2 separate regions of the Homo sapiens genome follow, and region 2 is linked to region 1. Evidence: chromatin loops called from intact Hi-C (ENCODE). Cell type or tissue: dorsolateral prefrontal cortex. All regions are shown on one strand.

Region 1 (8,000 bases):
GTCCCTGTACAGAGGACACATGCACTTCGTTCTCACAGTCCCCACCGCTCCCTAATGTCCCACACCCTCCCTAATTCATTCATTCATGTTGCCTGCCTGACCCTGGTAGGTAGTAGCCATTGCAACTCCATTGGACCATGGGTTTTTGGGGGGCAAAGTGTGCTTCAGCTGGATGTGCCTTGCACTTGGCACACAGCAGGTGCTCAGAAATGTTTATGGAGTGTGTGAATAGGTTTGCTGAAACTTTCAGGATTAAATTGCATTGCAGCACAGACATACATTCCACCCACACCCTTCCCAACCGTCACCCCAAAGAAATCTATATTTAATTGGGTTTGCAAAATCAGAGCCTCCAAGCAACTTCACACTAGAGATCCTTTCTAAACGGCAGAAATGCGACAGCTTCGCCCTGTGTGCTTGAGCCTATTCATAGCTCGGGTGTGTTTCCTGGGCAGCTGCATTGTTCTTAGTGGGAGAGCAGCAGAGGCAACCTTCTAAGTCCGACTCCCCCTCTGCCTCTCCCAACCCTCCCTCATGCCCTTCCACACTTCTCTTTCTCTGTCCAGCTTGCCTGCCCGCTGTCTATTCTGTTGGATGGTTATTTATTTATCGTCAGCACTAATCAGAGGGTGGGGAGGGGAAATAGGAGCTCTTGCCGATGCGAAAGTGCTTCGCCAGGGTCCCCAGGGAGAATCCTGTGCGGTGTGCAGCGCCAGAGGTCACTGTCACCTTGGCCTTGAGGTGGCCTGTTTACCAAAGTGAAATGAAGATATCAGTCAGATGTCAGGTAAATGCTAATGGCCAGCTCCTGGGCAGAGAGCTGGCACAGGATTGGCCGGGCTGGGTGAACCCTTCCTTTCCAATTCTGCAGCACAAAGGCCCCAGTGACTTAGCAACTCCGATAAGAGGTCAATGGGCAAATGTCAGTCCTTGATTGAATGCACCTCTTGGCCTGGTTTCAGGAGCCCCAGGGCTGCCTCTCTGCATTTCCCTCGGCTCTCCCCACTCCTATGCAACTGGAGGAAGGTGAAGCATTTGTTGGAAAGCCCTCCCATCCACCCTTTCCCTATCTCTGGCAGGAAAGAAAGCCTATCCCTTCATGTCCCAAGGTCCGAAAGCACAATGAAAACCGGCATCATTATCCTTCAGCCGTGAATGGGAAAAGCAGGATGTTGACTATGGGTCGTCACCTAGGAGGACGGATGAGACTGGATTCAGTCGCAGAAAAGGACAGGAAACAGTCGCTGCCTTGTTTATCACTGTGTGATAGATAGCATCCCGGGGCCACCTCTCCACGCAGGGCCTCATTAGGAAGTCAGCACCTGAAACAGGAACCTCCGCATCACATGGTCCAAGATGAAACAGGGCCTGTTAGCTCGGTCTCCCAGGACTGTGGATCCTTTTTGCATTCCTTCTATTGTTTTTCCAATGTGGGGGCTTGGCACTGGGCACAGTGAGGGTCTCACACCTCTGCTGGTTCTCACCAACAGGAAGCATCTCCCACATTGACATCTTCAAGCAGCCCCTCCCCAAGCCCCTCGAAGTCACTTAGTCTTCATTCTCATCTAGTCTTTTCTGCAAACTCTCCTGCTCCTCAGTCAACGCTCTTTTATTCTTCTTTAGACTTTTTCTCTGCATCCTCCTGCCCCTGCCAGCATAACAATTGAAAGAACTGTCAAATCTTCTCAAATAAATTTTTCTGCATTTTTTTGCTTCTTCTCATATTTAACCTTGTTGATATTTTAATTTTTTTCAGCTTGTAAAAGATTAGAAATCAGAAAGAATTTAAGAAGTTTGTATAGTATACAACACCACGTGCAATAAAATGGGCACAACTTGTCTCCCTTTTATACTATGTAGCTACTGATCACTTTGGACTGCTACGAAATACATAGGACATCAATATGTAACATATTAGCTGTATGTTGATTTCTATAGACAGCGAGGCACCTGACCTTTGGTCTGGAATGCATCTTAAAAATCGGACGTGGATTGTATTACTTTGTCTTGCTGCACAGTTGTTCACCACAAACTGTCACAGGTGCCCCTCACAGCCTTTTTGGTACTCCAGTGGGGGCCTGCTCTGATTAGACGCTGTGCTCAAGGCCATTCTCACTGACTTGCTATTGCAGGGCTGCGAATGCTCGAGAAATCAGACTCTTACACACAGGTGAGTTTCTGGGATCTGGTTAGTAAACCATACCTTCAAGTAAACCACCATAGCCTCCACCATATTCAGAATAAGCAAAACCCTAGAAATGTTGACTTGAAGAAGGATGTCCTGTCCCTTTGGTGACAAGTTGCCTTGTCACAGGAAGATAAAAATGGCTTCATTTGCCCATTTGCCACAGTAGCTCTGATGATCAACCCTGCTTCCTGTCTTGTGCTCCCTTCAATGGATTCTCCATGCACAAAGCAGAGTGATCCTCTTAAAATACAAATCAGGTCAGCTGTCTCTCCCCTGCTTCCAAAAATTCTGCAAAATATTTAGCATCTCAGTCAAACTCCTTCCTACGATAGTGCCTATCACTCTGACTTCATCTCATGGCATCTTCTCCCCCTCGCTCATCACGCTGGAACCACTTTGGCTTCCTCACTGTTCCAAAGACATGCCAAGCTGGCTTTCTGCTCAGTGGGGTTGTAGTTGCTGTTCTCTCTGTGTGGGATGCTCTTCCCTCAGATTTCTGCATGGCTGGCTCTTTCTCATCAGGTCTCACCTCAAATGTCACCTCCTCCGAGAAGCCCTCTGATCTCTCACATCACTCAGTCTCATTTTCATCACATCCCTTATCATTACCCAATATCTTTCTGTTCATTTCATCATGTACTTCCCCTACCACCCGCCGCTGTGAGAAGATAAGCTCCGTGAGAGCAGCAGCATGGTCTGGGGTCCCATAAACGGGCTCCTCCAAGTCCGGATCCATCTCCAGGCGGCTTCCAGTCCAGAGTTCTAGGCACAGCACCAGCCAGCTTCTTGAACGAGTGTTGGCATTTCTTTCTCAGTGGCTTTGAAATCAGACGTCAGCCCCCAACCTCGTGACTCAGCCGGCAGCATGTGAGAAGGCTGGCTTGGGGACACAAAGTCCTTCGATCTTTAGAGAGATAGCAGCCCTCCTGGGAACGGGGCCACAGATGAAGGCTGAGCATGAAGCCTGGGCACTGGCCTGCCACTGGAAGCTGACCCTCTGCTGGACCATGCCAACTCTTGACATTTCCCAAACTAGGCAATGGCCCAGGCTTTTGAAAGCCAGTATCGCCTAGCTATGGAATCGCCATGCAGATAGTGCTCAGGGAATGAAATTAAATTTCCCTTTTCAGAACAAAGACAAACACACTCCTCTCACCCATCCTACGAGAGCTGGGCCGGGAGCGCCTGCCTCCGTGCCAGGATTCAAAGCCCACGGGCTCTCCTGCTTGCTTCAGCAGTTCCTGGCAAGTGCAACGGAGTTCTCCCGCTTTAAAATCTAATTGCCTGCCCACGCCCGTGAATCCCATCTCCAAAGGCAAGAAAAAAAAAAATTTTAAAAAAAAGTTGGTGGGGGTGGGAGGGGCCGGGGTTCTCACACATTCAGCCCAGATGAGCCCATTTAAGCTTTTGACATTATGCCTTTTGGGGAGGCCGATTCAAAATAAAACCAGCCCGAGAAGCTCCTGTTTTAAACAGAAAGATCCATAAATGCAGCTTCTGTCAGTAATGAGAAAAATGGAAATCACAAGCAAAACCAGAAAACTCATTCCCCCAGAATCTTAATGATCTCCAGAATAATTGTGCTGGTCTCTCAAATCAAGGAGTGGACGGTGACAGCCCTGGGTTTTCACATGAGGGTCAGATGGGTTCATGTTTTTTTAATTGGGCTCATTTCTAAGCAATGTGCTTGTCATGATGCCTTAATCCCTTCCCTGTGCCCAGCAAAAATGCTTTCTCTCTCCTTGTCTCCCTCAAACAAATGCAGCTTCTCAACAGGGAAATGAGCTTCCCTGTCTTGCAAACAGATTTCTTATCATATGACTGATCCACTGTGGGTGAACTTGCATTTCTCTTGCATAAGAAAGCAATTTCCTGAAGAGAGAAAGGGGGGAAAATCAAACCGCTTACCTCTCCTTGTTTTCCATATTAGCATCCTTAGCTGAAGCTCCTGAAGATAATGGGAAAGAAACGACTTTATTTCAGAGGATGAATATCAATCTTTCAGATAGCAGTGGGATGTTTAGGGCTCTCTAAGAGGCAGCCAGGTTTTCCTGCATTTGTTTTATTTGGCAGGACTCACAAGAAGGAACAAATTCTTTGACAATTTCAAAGTTTCTCCAGACAAACTGCTACCTTCTGATAAAATCTAGCAGGCTAAAGTTCAACAATGACAAACAAATTAGAAAATTCTGCCATTATAGCGGAATATAAATTGGCAGGTTCATTTAGGAGGCTTAAAACAAAGAATGAGATCTTAAAAGTAATAAAAAATAATAATGAGCTTTGGGATTAAAAAAAAAGAAAGAAAAGGGTAATTTCTCAAGTGTGCGCAGAGGTGTGAAAAGTGACAGCAGCCATCAGTTAAATAAAGAAGCACCAGTGATTTGGCAGACAGTAACCATAGCACACAGTCTCAGGGGGGGCCTCAGACCTGTCTTGGCCATTTCACTTCTCTTGTAGGTTCTGGCTTTCAGCTTCGTTGCACCAAGAGAGGGTGGTGAGCCCAGCACAGGCCCAGCATGAGGATCAGCCCTGAGAGTGGGCTGGGGGTGGGGTCAGAAAAAGAGGAAAGAAGGAGGGAAGGAGAAGGGAAGGAAGAAACTACTGTTTTACCTGCGTTGGTTGATTCAATTTGAGAAATGCTTGTTGTACACCCACTATGTGCCAGCTGAGGCCAGAGGCCAGGAGAAAATGGTGAGCAAAGCAGGAACCCAGCTCAGCCCTTTTGGAGCTCCTGGAGAGGATGACTTTAACCACATGCTATGGTTTGAGTGTGTCCCTTCTGAAACTCATGTTGAAATCTGATCCCCAATATGGCAGTGTTGGGAGAGGGGCCCTAGTGGGAGGTATCTGGGTCATGGGACACCACTGTCATGAATAGATTAATGCCGTCTCTCAGGAGGGAATTCTGACTCTTGTGGGAATGAATTAGTTCCCAAAAAAGAGGGTTTTTTTTAAGTGAGCGCAGACTCTCATGCATGTCTTTTTGCACATGCCTTCTTACCTTTCTGCTTCTCCACCACCTTGTGACCCAGCATGAGGCCCTCACTGGAAGTGGAGTATATACCAGTGCCATGCTCTTGGACTTCCCAGCCACCAGAATCATTAGCCAAGTAAACTTGTTTTCTTTATAAATTATCCAGCCTCCGATATTTTGTTATAGCGACACTAAACAGACAAAGGCACTAGACAAACACACAAATAAATGTAAGGTGGTCATCTTGCTGAGTGCTACCAGGGAGTGCATGAGCACGTGGCTCTGTGCACAGGAATAACCAGGAGAAAAGACCAGGTGTGGTGGCCAAGACAGCATCCCTAGAGCACAGGGAGGTTGGAGCCAAACGTTCATTATGTTTGAGTGCTTTTCTATGCCAGGTCCTGGCTAAGTATTTTATAATCATTATCTTATTCACTTCTTGCATTAGCCCAATGGGACAAATGCTCTTATAACCCCATTACAGATGAGTACCTTAGGCTCAAAGAGGTAATATTGCTTGCCTGAAGTCACAGAGCTGTGGAGGACTCAGACTCAAAGGCAGGCAGCCCTGTCTCAGAGCCCAGGGCCCTGACCACCACAGCAGACGCTGCCCTCCCAGGAAGGGTGGGCATGGCAAGACCAGCCTTCCATCTCCAAACCTTCCTGCCCTTGCCTCCTCCTCTCTCAGGCAAACACACACATGCACACACTCACACTTATATGTGCTCTTACACACTCTTTCAAAAACTCTCACACTCTCTCCCACTCACAATACTCTCAATCACTTACAGTTTCACACTCACACACTCTCAAGCTCACACACTCTTTCTCACACACACTTCCTACCCTCCTGTTCCCAGAAGCCAAGGTGACTGCCCCTGAGGCTGCCGTAAGCCTTACCATCTCCTTCCCTCCCAGTGGCAATGCTCCTTCCAGCCTAGTGTGGTTCAGATTGCAAGCAAAGCGAGGTGTGGGCTCCCACCAGCAATACACAGAGGAATACTCCTCTGTGTAGCCCAGAGGAGGGGGAAACTGACCCAGACCTTGGAGCATGAACAGGTCCTTGTCCAGAAAGCTGAGAATGGCTTTCCAGGCAGAGAATGCTGCCCATGGAAAAGTGTCTGGGAGATGCGGATGCCATCTGTGCTGGCTCAGATGCACCCCTGCCCACCACAGCACCCCCTCAATAGCTGCTTCCCCTGCAGCATTCCCCACTTCAGCAGAGGCACCACCAGCCACCCCATGGCACACAAACCATGGACATGGGCAGCCCCCTGGCAGCTGCTTACTTACTAACCAGACTGTCACCAACTCCTCCTAAACACAGTCTGAGTCTGCCCACGTCTCTGCCACCCCGTCGTTCCAGCACCCACCCTCTCCCCCTAGATGACTGTCAGCCTCTTAACACTTCCCCGACTCACCATTGTACACCCACCACCCTCCAACATGCTGTCACACAGCAGTCAGGGTGGCCTTCCGTTCTGCTAATCGGACTGCAGGGCCCCCTATCTAAAACTAGTCCCTAAGGCTAAGTTCCAACAGCTGCCCTCACAACCCCCTTCTCCCCTGGACTAGGTCAGATGCCCTGGTTTACTCTCCATGACGTACGGTTCTTTTCCTCTGTAATGCTTGGCAATGTTCTCACCTAAACACTTAAATGTCTGTGATTATTTGGTTTGAGACTTGGAGCTGCAGGAGGGCAGACACTGCCTCCACCCTTTCCTAAGTTCCCTGTACATAGCAGGCCTGCAAGAAGACTTTGTGAGTGTGTGGATGGATGCTGACGCCCTTGGAGGTATGGGGGAGATGGGGCCTGGAGCAGGTGGAAGGGGAAGAGACAGATTCCTGGGGAGTCTCCATCGCTGTGCTAAGGCATGGGAAGAAAGGGGGGACATGAGGGATAGCATTGGCAGTCTCCCTGGGACTGGTATGGTGGCTTGCCCTTCCTGGACACAGCCAGCTGGGTTTAAACTCACTGCAAGGCCCCTCTCTCTCTCCAGCAGGTTTGAGTTGCTGGTGAAATAAGTGGGTCAAGGGAAGTTACGATGTTTGGGAGATGCTGGCATCTGCTACCAAGAGCCTACCACCTACAGCCAGGCAGTACCTCTGTGCTGCCCATGTGCTGAGCTGCCCAAGGATGCTCAAGGCTCAGGCGAGCCCTGGACACTGGCAAGGAGGCCAGCACTTTCCTGGGTCTCTGGAAGGCCCAGGGAGACAGCTAGGGAAGATGCCTCAGAGGGTGGCACTCCTTCCAGGCGTAGGATAGATGGTAAAAAGCACTATACAACACCCACAGCATTTCTGCAGCCACCACAGAAGTGCAATATTGGTTTCTAACATTTAAAAATCAGAACACCACAGCAAAGTCTAAATTTCTGGCTTCTCTTGAAAAACTAGAAGATTCCAGCCAGGTGTGGTGGCTCACACCTATAATCCCAGCACTTTGGGAGGCTGAGGTGGGCGGATCACTTAAGCTCAGGAGTTGGAGACTAGCCTGGGCAGCATGGTGAAACCCTGTCTCTACAAAAAAATACAAAAATTAGCTAAGTGTGGGAGCTCATGCCTGTGGTCCCAACTACTTAGGAGGCTGAGGCAGGTGGATCATGGTTGCAGTGAGCCGTGATGGTGCCACTGTACTCCAGCCCAGGCAACAGAGCAAGACTTGTCTCAAAAAAAGAAAATAAAAGAGTTTTAGAAATGTTTTCCAGTTCTGTGAAGAATGAAGGTGGTATTTTGACGGGAATTGCATTGAATTTGTAGATTGCTTTTGGCAGTATGGTTGTTTTCACAATATTGATCCTACCCATCCATGAGCATGGGATGTCATCTGTGATT
Region 2 (8,000 bases), 290 kb before region 1:
TGCCCCTTCTAATGCATGAGAAAGCCGATTCTTAGAGGTTACCTAATGTGGTCTGGGTCACTCGGTCCGTCAGCAGTAGTCCAAGGATAGAAACCCCGTTGGTATCACCCCAAAGCCAAGTCCCTAACCACAATGCTTCCTGTCTTTGGCGTTTGAGCCCAGCTATGCCTAACTCCCAGAAGCAAGTCAGGTCTACTATCCCACATGGTGTCTGGGCTCCCTTCACCCACCTTTTGCAGTTTATAAGGACAAAGGGGAAAAAATTGCAGAACTAAAAATTCTGTTTCCTCAAAGGCAGTATCACTGAGCTGTCGCTGAAGGACACAGGGCCTAATTTCCAACTCCTCTTCCCACCTCCTGATTCTTTCTCTAAAGGGAAAGATTTGGGGCTTATCCAAAGTTTCCAGAAAACCAGTCCCAGGACACAGCCCCTCTGGAGTTTCTGTCCAGTTTGGTAGCACACATTCAACCCCCTCTGCTGCCGCTCATGACTCCCAGACGTGGGCGGAATCCTCCAGTTCCTAAGATGGAAAGAGGGAGACAGCAAGAGCTGGGCACTGCGGTAGCAGCAGGGCCTGGAGTCGCAGAGCCTTCTCGGTCACCATGGCAACTGTTGTAGGCTGGATGGGGTGGGAGCCAGAGAATCCACAGGAGGAAAGGAATGTGGGAGAGGGGCATCCCGGGGTTCCTAGCCCCTGCACTGGGCAGTGACCCTGCCACCCACCTCTGCCCTCAACTCAGCACTGGGACTGGCACTTTGTCAGTGGATAGATAATAGTAGCAAACAACGATGATGATAATGAGTTAACACTTACTGAGTGCTTACTCCGTGCTAAACACAGTGCTACGTGCTACCAGCATCAGATGATAGACCCCGGCTTCCAACCATTATGGAGCTCCACTCTCCATGTAGAATTCAAAGGAAAGAATATTACAAAACGTGTATAAGGAAAGCCAAGAAAAAAATTCCAGTTTTTCCCCATTATGGGTGATAACTGTGTTAATGCAAAATTGCCCCACCCTGGGGAGAACGATGAGGGTGTGATCAGGAGTGTGGAAGGCCTTAGATCCCTAGTTATGGGCCGTGTGTGTAGAGGGTGCTGTTACCTTCTGGACACAAAATTACATGCAATAGTTAAATTCTTCTCCTCTCTCTTCTTGACCTCCTCATTCTCCCTACTCTCCCCCTTAAACTCCTCCTCCTCACCCTCCGACACCCCTTATGGAGGGCTGCTGATCCTGACTTAAGTACAACACTTACGAGACTAAATCTGATTTCCCAGGTTGCATCCTCTCCAGCTTTAGAATTTCATGTTTGGTCTTTGTAGGAGTTGAACTTTGGGAAGGGGCAAAGAAAAAGGAAGTTGCTGATGACTGTATTTGACCATGGTCTTAACGTCTCCCTCAGAAGGGCGTTTTGCTGCAAATCTAGGTTCAGAGATTCTAAGTTGATTCTTCCAGGCTCTACAGCATCACATCTGCTCAAGAACAGCTGTTTAGGCTGCGGCAAGGATCAAAGCCATGTGTAATTCAAAGCTCCAGTGCTCTAAAAATGGCAGACACTGCCTCTCTTTACATATATACACACACATATATATATAAAAAGTCAGGAATATAAATTCTCTGTAGAAATCTATTTTGATGCTTCTGACATCTGAATCCAAAAGCAAAACGTTCAAGTGCTGTTTTAAAATTCACGAGGACACATCCGTAAGTCTCTCCCCCATTCCTTTGGATTTCAGGACTATTTTTGTGAGATTACATAGACCGTGCAGATATCAAAGGATCAGATGCATGAGAGGAGGCTTGATTTTCTATATAGAGCATGTTGGTCAATTATAGTTCTATAGAAAAAAGTAAAACCCTTTCTTCTTGGTGGGATTTTTCTTTGCATCTAAAAAACATATATCTGAGATATACAGAGATATACATGTCTCTATATATACACATAGACATATAGATACACATATAGAGAACCTGTCTGTACCAGAAATAAAAAATTAGCTGAGTGTGGTTATGCTCATCTGTGGTCCCAGCTACTCAGGAAGCTAAGGTGGGAGGATCACTTAAGCCCAGGAGGTCAAAGCTGCAGTGAGCCATGATGGTACCACTGCACTCCAGTCTGGGTGACAAAGTGAGACCCTGTCTCAAAAATAAAATAAAATAAAATAAAATCTATCCCTCCAACCACTTACCTATCTATCTCTTCATTATTTAGCAAGCTGGATAGCCTTCCTCGGAACCCATGTGATTTTGGTTAGTTGGGCCTCATCTTAGTCCCTTGAGAATTTGGGGATGGCATAGCTACAACACAGATTAGCTGTCACACTATTCATTGGTGAGTTTTTAACCAACGCAGGGGAATAAATGAAATTTTAATCAAATTTCCCTTTTAGGTTGGACATTTCTAAGGGGTGAGGTGAAACAGGCAGGACCTGCGTGCCTGGATTTGAATCCTGGCTTTGCAGATTAGTTAACGTTTTTGAACCTTGGTCGCCTTAAAATGAGATACTGTATAATGACAGTATCTATGACATAGGCTTGTGGGGAGGTAGAAAGGAGATCCCTATATCAAATGCCTAGCACTTGGAAAGCACTCCACCAATGTTGTAGTTATTATTAATATTTTGAGATGGAGTCTTGCTCTGTTACCCAGGCTGGAGTGCAGTGGTGCGATCTCAGCTCACTGTAACCTCCACCTCCTGGGTTCAAGAGATTCTCCTGCCTCAGCCTCCTGAGTAGCTGGGATTACAGGCGTGCGCCACCATGCCTGGCTAATTTTTGCATTTTTAGTAGACATGGGGTTTCACCATGTTGATCAGGCTGGTCTCGAACTCCTGATCTCGTGATCTGCCCACCTTGGCCTCTCAAAGTGCTGGGATTACAGGCATGAGCCACCGCCCCCGGCCTTATTATTATTATTCTCACTCCTAAAATTGTGTTTCTGGAATTCTTGGGTTTACAATACTAGAGAAAAGGGCCCTCCTTTTTCTTTGTTTCCTACTCCAAACTGATGTGTCTCTCTTGGTGGTTGGATCAAAGAGAAAGAATATGTACTAAGAAGTCTGTACTGTACTTCCTTAAAGTGAATAGAAATGTCATTTCAACTACCTTGTCCCTACTCCTAAAATATATACCCAGTTCTGGCCTCTGAGCCATACTCATGGGCTTAATGGAAGCCAGTAAGGCAGACAAGAACTGCAGAGGTGGGCCTGAGCCACCTGAGCTTGACAGAGCTCAAGGACTTCCCTCTGGCCTCCTTATCTGCCTCCCTACTAACTAATTACATGACCTCGAGCACCTGTCTTAGCTGAGAGTCAGTTTTTAAGAGAGGAAGTGGCCACATTTTAGGACTCACAATCAAAACTCACATTTGCTCTTACAAAGTTTATTTTTATTTTTTATTTTTAAAATTAGAGGCAGGGTCTTGCCATGCTGCCCAAACTCGTCTTGAACTCCTGGCCTCAAGTGATCCTCCCACCTTCCAAAGTGCTGGGATTACAGGCATGAGCCATTGTTCCCAGCCATTGTACAACTTTTGAGTTTTTTTGGTTTTATTTTGTGGTGTTTTTGTTTTATCCCCCAAGATGGTCTCACTTTGTTGCTCAGGCTGGAGTGCCATAGTGAGATCGTGGCTCACTGCAGCCTCCACCTGCTGGGCTCAAGCGATCCTCCATCTCAGCAGCCCCCTTCCCCCGCAGCAGCTGGAACGACAGGCACACACCACCATGCCCAGCTAAGTTTTTGTTGTTGTTGTTGTTGTTGTTGAGACGGGGTTTTGCCATGTTGCCCAGGCTGGTCTTGAACTCCTGGGTTCAATTGATCCTCAGCCTAGGTCTCCCGGAGTGCTGGGATAACAGGCGTGAGCCACCGTGCCCACCCATCTTACAACTTTTGTTTTATCATCCTATCTCTATAGTTTCAAATATGACAGTTACACCCAGATTAGGTTTAGGAATGAAACTTTTCTTTTAAAAACAAAATAAAACTTGAATAAAAAGCCCTGATCCTGTTCATTGCTAATCCAGCGGCAAGAAGGTTTAAAGGAGAAGATTTGAGATTAGTAGATGAGAATTGGGACCTAGGCACATCCCAGCCTTGGCCAAATCACCCACCTTCTCCATGAGACAGTTCTATGATCTGTTCAATACCTCATGGAAGTGTTATCCTTGCTAATGTATGTAAGGGCCTGATATATAACAGGGGATCAGCATTTACTAGTTTCTTCTGAACCAAATCATTCCGTCATTGAAGTCAGCAGTGCTGAGAGTCATCTGATGGATGTGACTATTCCACATTCCCACCCTCACCCCACCCCACCCTCACCCCACCCTCACCCCACCCCACCCCACCCCAACCCTCACCCTCACCCCACCCCACCCTCACCCCACCCCACCCTCACCCCACCCCACCCCAACCCTCACCCTCACCCCACCCTCACCCTCACCCCACCCCACCGTCACCCTCACCCCACCCCACCCTCACCCACCCTACCCCACCCAGCACGCTGTTGGAATCAAACCTTCTGTCACCAAACACTCAAGGACCCACAGCACTTTTCCCTCAAACATGAAAGGGGAATTGTGCCTTTGAAGCGGCGTTGTGGTCTGGGGTAAGTACCCGAGGTTCGTCGTCTCGTGCCAGGGAAATCAACAACGCGGACATACAAGAAGTGAGTTTAACCCTGGAGGTTCAATAAGCAAAAGAAAGAGAATAGCTCTCTCTCTTAGGAGAGAGAGGGGCTCCCGGGTGGGACTTCCGGCTCCACAATGAAATGCATGGGATTTTATAGATGAGCTTGAGGAGGCGTGTCTGATTCACGTAGGGCCAGAGAGATTGGTCGGACCAGGCGTGACACTTGCATCACGCACAAAGAAGCTGGCCATCCCACCCTAATCTTTTATTATGCAGATGGGGGTCTCTACCTGGCCAACGCCATGTTGCCTGCCTTTCTACTGCACACATAGCGACAAAGAAAAGGAAGAGGGAGCCTCCATGTTGAACATGCCTGGCCCCCAGCTAGCCTTTTCCTGTTGGCACAGCTGCCGGCATTTACCTATGCAGGCTTCCAGCTTGCTTATTTATGTCTGCAGCTCGATTTTACAGGCTGCTCTTTGTTAGAAAAGAAATGATTTGGGGGCTGCTTTTTGTTAAAAGGGAAGCCTGAGGACTCTCTTACCCTCGCTAACCGCCTAAATAATTTCCTTTTAGCTCCTGTATCACCTTCATTCCTCCAAATAAGGAAGCGCCAGGTCTTTCTTGGATCCTAGCTAAAACATTCTTTGCAGCTTCACATAATTATTTTACCACCACCCCTCCCGGTTCTCTTCCTGGGTAACTGATTTCACGAGTTTAAAATGCCCTGCTGCCTTTGGTGGGTTCTGGGGAGTCACTCCTAGGTCTCACAGGGAGGTGGGAGAAGAGTTGAAAATAATCTCTTTAAAATGGTGACATTTGCTTGATCACATTGACATTTTTAGGGTATCAAAGCCGGGCTTCCTGAAATAGAACTCCGATGAAAAGGATAAAGAAAGCTCAAGCTTAGCTGCTGGCATTTGCGTGCACTGATTCACCACCTCCAGCCCAGCTACCCACAGGCAGTTTTTCCCTGACACTGAATCAAATTACACGCAATACTAAAGGCTGGAGGTTTGCTCACATTCTGATTTGGGATGCTGCTGTTCATTTTTAACTTCCCTGAGACAATGTGTACTTTTCCAACTCTGGTCACCACGCTGAATCACAATAAGACACTTTTTCCAGACAGCCAACAATGACACCCAGCTTGACTAGAGAAAGATGATAACCCAAAATATCCTGAGAAGACTCAAGGCACGGCAAAATAAAATGTTCTCTAATGAGGACGACTGAATTGGTATTGCTAGGTAAGAGTTCCTAGTGGGGCGCAAATGTTCATTTTCTAAATTCTTAGAATTTATTCAAAGCCAGTGGCGCCTATTCTCAAGAGAATCAGCGGGTGAGGGGTGCTGAGGGAAGTTTGCAAAAGAAAATTTTGAAGGAGGATATAGGAATGATGAGAAAGGGAGACAGCATATCATAGAATGGCAGATTCAAAGCACTAGCTGCTTGTCTCAAGTGGCATTTGAGGCACTCATGAGAAACAAGGGCTGGTCTGAGACAGTGAAAAGCATAATCAAAATAGCTTTATTGTGCAAAGTAACTTCTCTTTTTCTTTCTTCTGGGATGGTAGTAGAGGGAAGACGAATTAGGAGGATGCACTGGAACTAGGACAGGGCTTAGAAGCTACGTAAGTACCTAGAACTCCAGTAAAGTAGGTGTGGGCAATGAAAGCAGCTCTGAAAGTGGCTCACAAGTGGCAGGGCCAAGCACCCTTCCAGAACACATGTATGGATGCCAAAAAACAAAGTGGGGTTTCAAAGCTTCTTGAAACATACTAAAATGTTACAGTGGTATAGCCCAAAGTATGTTCCATGTGTTACCTGTAAACAGAATCTGTAGTCAGAGAAATTGGAGTGAGAGGGACACTTTCAACAAAGTAAATAGGTTTCTGGCTGGGCACGGTGGCTCACGCCTGTAATCCCAGCACTTTGGGAGGCCAAGGCGGGCGGATCACCTGAGGTCAGGAGTTCGAGACCAGCCTGACCAACATGGAGAAACCCCATCTCTACTAAAAATACAAAATTAGTTGGGCATGGTGGTGCATGCCTGTAATCCCAGCTACTTTGGAGGCTGAGGTAGGAGAATGGCTTGAACACGGGAGGCAGGGGTTGCAGTGAGCTGAGAGCACACCATTGCACTCACTCCAGCCTGGGCAACAAGAGCAAAACTCCATCTCAAAAAAATAAATAAATAAAATAAAATAAAATAAAATAAAATAAAAAAGATTTCTTCATTGTAGAATTTCTTGAAGTCTTAATAAGCTAATGTGCAAATGTGCATTATTTTGACTTTGCAAGAAACAAGGTGACCCATTTTCTAAGTGTATTTAATGGTAAAACTTTATTTTTTTTTGTCTTTTTCTTGTGGAAAGGACTATCCTAGTCCTCTGAAGATCACAGTCTGAAATATTAGAGTTTTGTCTTGTTTATTATTCGGTTATTACACATTTCAGAAAATAATTACTCCTTAAAAATTTCTAACTCACTGACACCTTCAGTATTCTTCAATTTTTAAAATCAGAGATTACTTTCCCCATGACTTTTGATCAAACTATTTCCCAAACTTAAAAAAAAAAAAAAATCCCTAGAAAAAGTACTTACTTTCTGATCTAGCTGTGGACACAAACACCCATTACCAAAAGGGGTTATGAAATGACTTGATTGTTAAGAGTGTGGTAGAGAATTTCCACTGTTTATTCATCTGGTTAGACAGTAAAAACAAAAGATAAAAATAAAAAGAATTTTCCTCGTTGGGTAGGTTTAGGCAATCAGTGAATGAAGAAATATAGCCCAGGAAGCCTCTTACACCCTTTCCAGACACACCATTCTGTGATTTAAAACACCCAAAGCAATGCACCTATGTAATTTCAAGATAGAGTTGTTATATCACATATCATTGATATCTCACTTACCTGAAATAAACATTTCCTAAAATAAACTAAATATGCTTGGGCTATCTTTTTTTTCTTTTCTTAAAATAGTGAAACCATCCCAGAATGCCTAGGAATATTATAGACTTGATAACCAAATGCCACCCACATCTCCAGTGTCCCATCCCTGGGGTTTCCTCAAGGCCCTTCATTGAATGCTCAACGTAAGGTTTGGGAATTGCCAGATGAGAGAAAGGGGAAGCTGTCCAGCCTGCCCTTACCCTCAGTAATCTCTATAGTTAGAAGAGCTGCCTGTTGGGAAAGACAACTTAGACGCAAAAGATCTCATAGTCCATTTCTCTCAGGACAAGAACCTCTTCTAGTCTTGAGAATACTATACTCAAGAAAGAACAGATATTAAATCTGACAAAACAGGATATTCTCAGTGTTATATTTTGTTATAATAAATCCTTATGTTAAAAGTTTGAGA

Evidence for each region. A loop is a pair of places that touch in the nucleus more often than their neighbours do. Peaks named below come from ENCODE experiments on the same cell type or tissue, not always from the same donor. Only the 100,000 strongest peaks of a DNase experiment are listed, where the experiment ranks them.
Region 2: a loop joins it to region 1, with 8 times the contacts of the local background. A loop is called at or near these places in 4 of 110 quality-filtered maps.

The regions. Positions count from the first base shown.
Region 1 is chr5:173,666,365-173,674,364 of GRCh38, reverse strand. No RefSeq gene overlaps it. Among named protein-coding and RNA genes, the nearest start is that of LINC01942, 19 kb to the left of the region's middle. RefSeq lists an enhancer at 3,766-4,362. In dorsolateral prefrontal cortex, no CTCF peak of the experiment used is centred here; DNase peaks (open chromatin) are centred at 364, 3,054 and 3,364; H3K4me3 peaks cover 2,155 bases; H3K27ac peaks cover 5,732 bases.
Region 2 is chr5:173,960,939-173,968,938 of GRCh38, reverse strand. CPEB4 (cytoplasmic polyadenylation element binding protein 4) reads right to left here. Exons shown (of 10, transcript NM_030627.4): 10 at 6,959-8,000. Among named protein-coding and RNA genes, the nearest start is that of C5orf47, 24 kb to the left of the region's middle. RefSeq lists enhancers at 432-1,095, 4,526-5,408, 4,303-5,502. In dorsolateral prefrontal cortex, no CTCF peak of the experiment used is centred here; DNase peaks (open chromatin) are centred at 568, 4,828 and 5,594; H3K4me3 peaks cover 1,927 bases; H3K27ac peaks cover 7,316 bases.